Regions from separate parts of the Mus musculus genome. Here region 1 is linked to region 2. A link is a contact called in ENCODE Hi-C or POLR2A ChIA-PET data. All regions are on one chromosome and are shown on one strand. Each heading gives the region's core, a stretch centred on a gene start or an enhancer-like site at or near the end of the contact. The rest is flanking DNA. Distances are from core to core; before and after follow the strand shown. Region 1 holds the start of Rhbdf2 (rhomboid 5 homolog 2). Region 2 has its middle 13 kb from the start of Gm26730.

Region 1 (2,737 bases), core at 87-2,586, 300 kb after region 2:
GGTCCTGCCCTTCCTCCATCCCCAGGGCTACTCTGGCTTACCTTGAGCTTATCCTGTGTCTGAAGCTATCCTGGGTAAAGTACTACAGACCTGTGCTTCGAGAGAGCCACTGTTCCCAGCTTCTCCTCCACAGGGCCAGTGGCCAGCCAGGGCGAAGCCTGCCCACCTATCTCTTTATCTCTCACTGAGATTCGTCCTGGCCCTTCCCAGCCCCTGGAGAAACTTAGGTAGGGAGAGAAATTCACAAGAAGTACCCTAGTGGGCTGGTGGTCATAGGACGGTCACTCAATGTTGACTTTTGAGGGGCCAGATTCTGTACTGTGGGGCAGACCTGTGATGGCCAAGTGTCTCCAGGGATTGTCAAATATCCTTAGCGGGCAAAAGCACCCCTAAGCTGAGAACCACTGCTTGAAACCAAGTTTCATTTTCTTCTCCCTGACTACAATCACAACAGCACAACATAGATGCTGGGGACAGTATTTCACCACAAGATGTCACCCACACTGGAACCCCCAATGCAGCTGGTTGAGAAACAGCAACCGCTCCACCTATGAGGCAATCCCTCAGGTACACCTCACCTTCGCTCTCTATGTCCCGGCCCTACAGACTCGCGGCTCGGTGTTTCCTGGAGTTGAATCAAGGTATGGACCTGGCTTCCCTTCTGCCCTGGGGTTGTGGTAGAGACCTGGGCCCTACAGACCTTTCGCTCCCTAACTTTCAATCCAATGCAGAAACATCAGCTGGGGGCCCAACTCTCCAAACCCCTCGGTCCTTAAGCCAGGACTCCTGAGTACACTTTCTGAGCCGCGGACTACTCTGGCGGTGTGAGCCTTCCCCATCCCCCACCCCCGCACCTGTTACTACCACGGCGGCGAAGCTCCACGCACAAAACGCTGCCCGAGGACTTTGGAAGTTCACCCGGGAGACAGGGGAATATAGTCTTAAGGTCTAAAAGGGATTTCTGGTTGGAGGCGGAGTCGCATGTTCCAACACTGGGCAGTGCCCTCTCTTCCTCTCTGGGCTTTTAAACTTTTGCGCAAACCACGCGCCCAGACATCTGGTGACTGTGCCCCGGGGAACCCCTTTAGGCGTCCTGGTCCCAGCAGAGGCCAAGGATCTGCGGGAGGGATCCAGCGGTCCCGCGGGCACAGAGTCCAGCCTCGGCCTCTAGGGCGCTCTGCGGGGCGCACAGCCCCCGACCTTCCCCGCGGCCGAACGGGGCAGCCCCGTGAATCCCTGGCCACCCGCGGCCTAGCGGACCCGAGCTCCGCCGCACCCAATTCCCCGTGCTCACCTCTCGGAGGCCCCACGTCCCGGGAAGCGGCTGAGAGCAGAGTGGGCAGCGGCGGGGCGGCGGCTACAAGGCTGAGCGCCAGCGCTCCGCCTCTTCCCTACCTGCGCGAGGGCGCAGGGGCGGGGACTGGGTGTGGGCGGGGCCTCATTGAGGCGGGGCTTCTTGGTGTGTGGGCGGTGCTTCGGGGGGCGTGGTCGGCCCGCGGCTTCTGCCTGGGCTTGTAGCTCCTGCTGCTCCACTTATGGCCACATTTAAACACTTGCCTAGCACACAGATCTTAGGTTCGATCTCCAGCAACACACGCGCTCACACGGACACACCCCCATAACAACCAAGCAAAAACCACTCAATTTCCCCTTCTCTTTCTCGTGTGACCTCAGGCTCCTTTGACTCCAGGAGCCTCGACTAGGCTTGCATCCTTTCCAGAATCCCCGATCGATCGCTGCAGCTACATCGTCTAGGAAGCCTTGGCCTTCTCTAGCTGCTGTCTCTCCTTCGTCCATTAGAATGATCTCTCCTCAGGCCTGGCATCCCTTCTAGGCCAGACCGGGTCCTTGCTGGAAGTTGGGTCTTGTCCCCTTAACCACCCCAGGACTAAACACAGAGCAGTTGGAAAGGCAACCGAGGTATATGCTAGTTCTTGGGACTGTCCCTTAGGAAACTGTGAATGTTGCTCTGCACCCAAGGACACAGAGGCTTCTTGCTAAGGCTGAAAGCTGGCTCTCACAGTAACTGGCAATAGATGCAGAGGAAGGCCCTCCACATCTCCGTGTCATGAACAGCCCCCAGGCCCAGGCTTTGGATACTCTAGCCTGGCCAATACTGACCAAGTAACTTGCTTTGTTGGCTGTAATGAGAAATAACTATATATGACTCCAGCTAACAGAGCCGGGGGTTCAAATCCTGATCTGCCATTGACTGCTCCTGTGGTCTTAGATGAATCCCCTAAGCCTCCTCGGTCTCAGCTTTCCCCTCTCTGTGTGGTAGCAGTAACAGGGAGCATTTGTGGGGCCCCTGGCTCTAACTAGCAGCTGCTGTTATCTTTGCTATTATTAGTAGTGGTGACGGCCGGCCCTCCCTCAAGTTTAAGCCACAGGCTTTTATCCTCCTTAGCCCACGTCTCTAGCCACCTTGAGCCCATAGGAGCTGGGCTGTGCCTCCTCATCTCCCTCCTGGACCCAGATATCCCTCCCTTAACTCGGCTCTGGGTGGTGCCATCTTGTGATGTTCTTACCCACTTCCTGGTAGAGTACCACTCTTCATGTTCGCGTACCTAGCCCTGTACGAAGGCCTACATTTATGACACCCTGTCCAACACTCCCATGCTCCCACCTACGAGCACTCGCCGGACCTGTCAGCTCCTGAACAAGAACAGCAGGCCGGAGAAGGGCAGGGGGTGCCACTGATACAGATGCCTAGGGCCTGGGTTAGCCCCTCACTTGG
Region 2 (2,700 bases), core at 20-2,519:
TGCAGAGAATTAGAGTCTGTGGGGTGCACAACTCAACCTGGTAAAGCTGTAATGCAACCTACACACACACACACACACACACACACACAGAGAGAGAGAAAGAGAGAGAGAGAGACTGATTCACGGAACGGTTGTAAGAACCCGAGGACCAACAAGACAGTGTCTTGTAGACACAGCAGGGGAAATTACACCCAAGAAATCTCAACAATATGGCTACCTAGACAAGACCAACACAGTGACACCAGTTGGTTCATCAGTGGGAGAAAGTTCTTAAGGTCTCACCCCTGGGGGGAGCTAGAGGGGGAAGGGCATGGTGGGAATGATGTAAATACAGTACTCATGAATGAAATTCTCAGAGAATTTACAAATGTAAATATAGAAGTTAAAAAGAGCCAGGTGTGGTGGCAAACACCATTAGCCCCAGCACTCAGGAGGCAGAAGCTGGCTACCCGCTGTGCTGGCTTGGTCTACATAGGAAGTTCCAGGCCAGCTAAGACTTCGTGGTAAGACCCTGTTTCAGAACACAAAACAAAGTTAAGAAGAGTGTGGCCTGGCTAACTTCCAAAGCCCTAGGTTTAATCCCTAGAGTATCACAAAAAGGCTTTCAGGAGTTACCCAACCGTGCCTGGACACTGGAGGCCACTAGACATACACCCTGCCCCTGCCCTCCACGATGGATCACTTAATCACACATCAGCCACCCACCCAGTGCCCCATTTACACTATGTGCACATCCATACCACATCCACTCACACATACACAACGCTTATTTATTTACACATGTATCATTTCATATGCTCACACACGTATGCACACTAGCTCACACCGTTATCTTTTCAGACCACGGCATTTTCCACTATTCTCCTATCCTGGGCTGGCTCTGGGAAGGGGGTCACCACTCTCCTGCGGGGAGCTTAGAGCCCAGCGCGGTGGGGAAGCAGCGAGCAGGACGGCGTCCACCAGGGGGCGCGCGCCGCTAGGGAGAGAGGAAGTGCAGGCGTCGTCTGGAACCGGGGCAGTTCTTTTTGGACCAGGGGCCTGCGGTCTGGCCCCGGAAGTTTAGTGGGTGCCCAGCGCGCCCCGAATCCCGTGATCGCTAGTCTCCTAGTCCAGCTGGTGCTGCGGGGAGATCAGCTCTGGCCTGGACAGGGGCGCCCTCACAGCCCTGGGCGTGCTCCCTCAGCCCAGGTGCAGTCCAGTTGCAGTCCCCGGAGTGCTCCCATAGCCCAATTGCAGCTCCCAGCGCGATTCCATAGCCCAGTTGCACCTACAAGCATGTTCCCGCAGCCCAGCGCAGCCCCCGGGGCACTCCTGCAACGCAAACGCGGCAGCACGCACTGCTGAAGGGCATGGTCCCCAGGGCTCCTGTTCCCAGAATGTGACTCAGCGCTTTCACATGCTGGGCATCCTGATTTGCATTGTTTGGCAGCGTGGGGTTCAATCCACACATGAGGACAGAGGCTCCCTGACTCCAGGCATAGGGACGTTTGCCCTTGTTCCTGTGCAAGATCACAAACATCGCTGGGGTTTTCAATAACCTGTCTGTGTAGGTAGAGAGAAAACTAGGGAAAGCCTGGGAGGGAAGAGACAGGAAGAGATCCCCCTTCCCTGCTAAGACTGCAGAAAAGAAAGTCCTTTTGAGAATTTGGGATTCACAGCAAATCTATGTCCTGCCAGTCACAGGAGGGACAAGGACTGTGGGGACTGGTTAAAGGAAAAACCACCACAGGGGAATGGCCCACCAGAGAGGCACAGATGTGTCCTGGATTCTGAAGGGTGGGAAGGTGGGTCCCAGGAAGATATCTATTCTGTGAGAAGTAAGGCAGAGATGGCTCTGTCACCAGAGGAGTAAGAACAGGTATCGACTAAGAAAGCTAAGGCACTTTAGAGCAGCTGACTGAGGTAAGATAATGTGGTTTCACCTGATCCGCATGTCTTTAGTCCCTGCACTCAGGAGGCAGAGGCAGGTGGATCTCTGAGTTCGAGGCCAGCCTGGTCTACAGAGTGAGTTCCAGGACAGCCAGGGCTACACAGAGAAACCCTGTCTCAAGACAGATAAAGAAGAATGTGGCTTCGTTGTGACTGGGATACAAGTGAAGAGTCCACACCAGTGCCCCAGGTACTGGAGGTGGCTGGGCAGAGGCAGACCACATTCAGGCTGGGGTCTCCGGAGCTGCTGGATAGGGGTGGGGGTGCAGAGAAGGCCTTTTTCCTCCCCAGCACAACACTTGCAGATCCTTCCTCTGTGGTGGGAAATGGGAGGTCTTAGTCCCTTGATCCAGAACTACCCTGAAGCAAGGGTTCTAGGACCAAGGCTCGGTTTTACTGAGTGTGTTTAAGAGCGCCCTGCGCACCCACAGGAGAGTCTTCCAGCCTGAGGCTCGTCGAGTGACTGATGGAATGAATGAATGAACAGAAAGGCCAAAGAAAGATGTGTGCAGCCGCCATCAGTGTACACCCGACCTGGAAAGACATCACACACACTGATGTGTTAGAATGGCGGGTTGCATCTCAACAGCACGCTAGGCCAAGACAGTTCCACGTGGACGAGGTTTTATTGGGAGAAGAGAGAGAAGGTGGCGGCAGAAAGAGAAGAGGGGGAGAGAGTGTGAGGGAGGGGAGTTCTCCTTATTTATATCGAGAATGACGTAACTCAGGTAAAGGTGGAAAGTGAGCCAAGTGGATGTTGGGAATAGGGTG

Evidence for each region. A loop is a pair of places that touch in the nucleus more often than their neighbours do. ChIA-PET counts read pairs that join two places held with the same protein, here RNA polymerase II (POLR2A).
Region 1: a loop to region 2 is called in a map of left cerebral cortex, with 4 times the contacts of the local background. The contact joins the promoter of Rhbdf2 here to the enhancer-like site in region 2. A Hi-C loop is called at or near these places in 1 of 37 maps with a recorded cell type or tissue (left cerebral cortex). POLR2A ChIA-PET finds 5 or more read pairs at or near these places in 1 of 5 experiments (embryonic stem cell).

Annotation. Positions count from the first base shown.
Region 1 is chr11:116,622,884-116,625,620 of GRCm38, forward strand. It overlaps Rhbdf2 (rhomboid 5 homolog 2), which reads right to left and starts at 1,337. Exons shown (of 19, transcript NM_001167680.2): 1 at 1,295-1,337.
Region 2 is chr11:116,318,209-116,320,908 of GRCm38, forward strand. No RefSeq gene overlaps it. Among named protein-coding and RNA genes, the nearest start is that of Gm26730, 13 kb to the left of the region's middle. Within about 2 kb of position 1,270, at least 2 of the 3 ENCODE cell types and tissues checked have a DNase peak (open chromatin) inside an H3K27ac peak, as active enhancers do.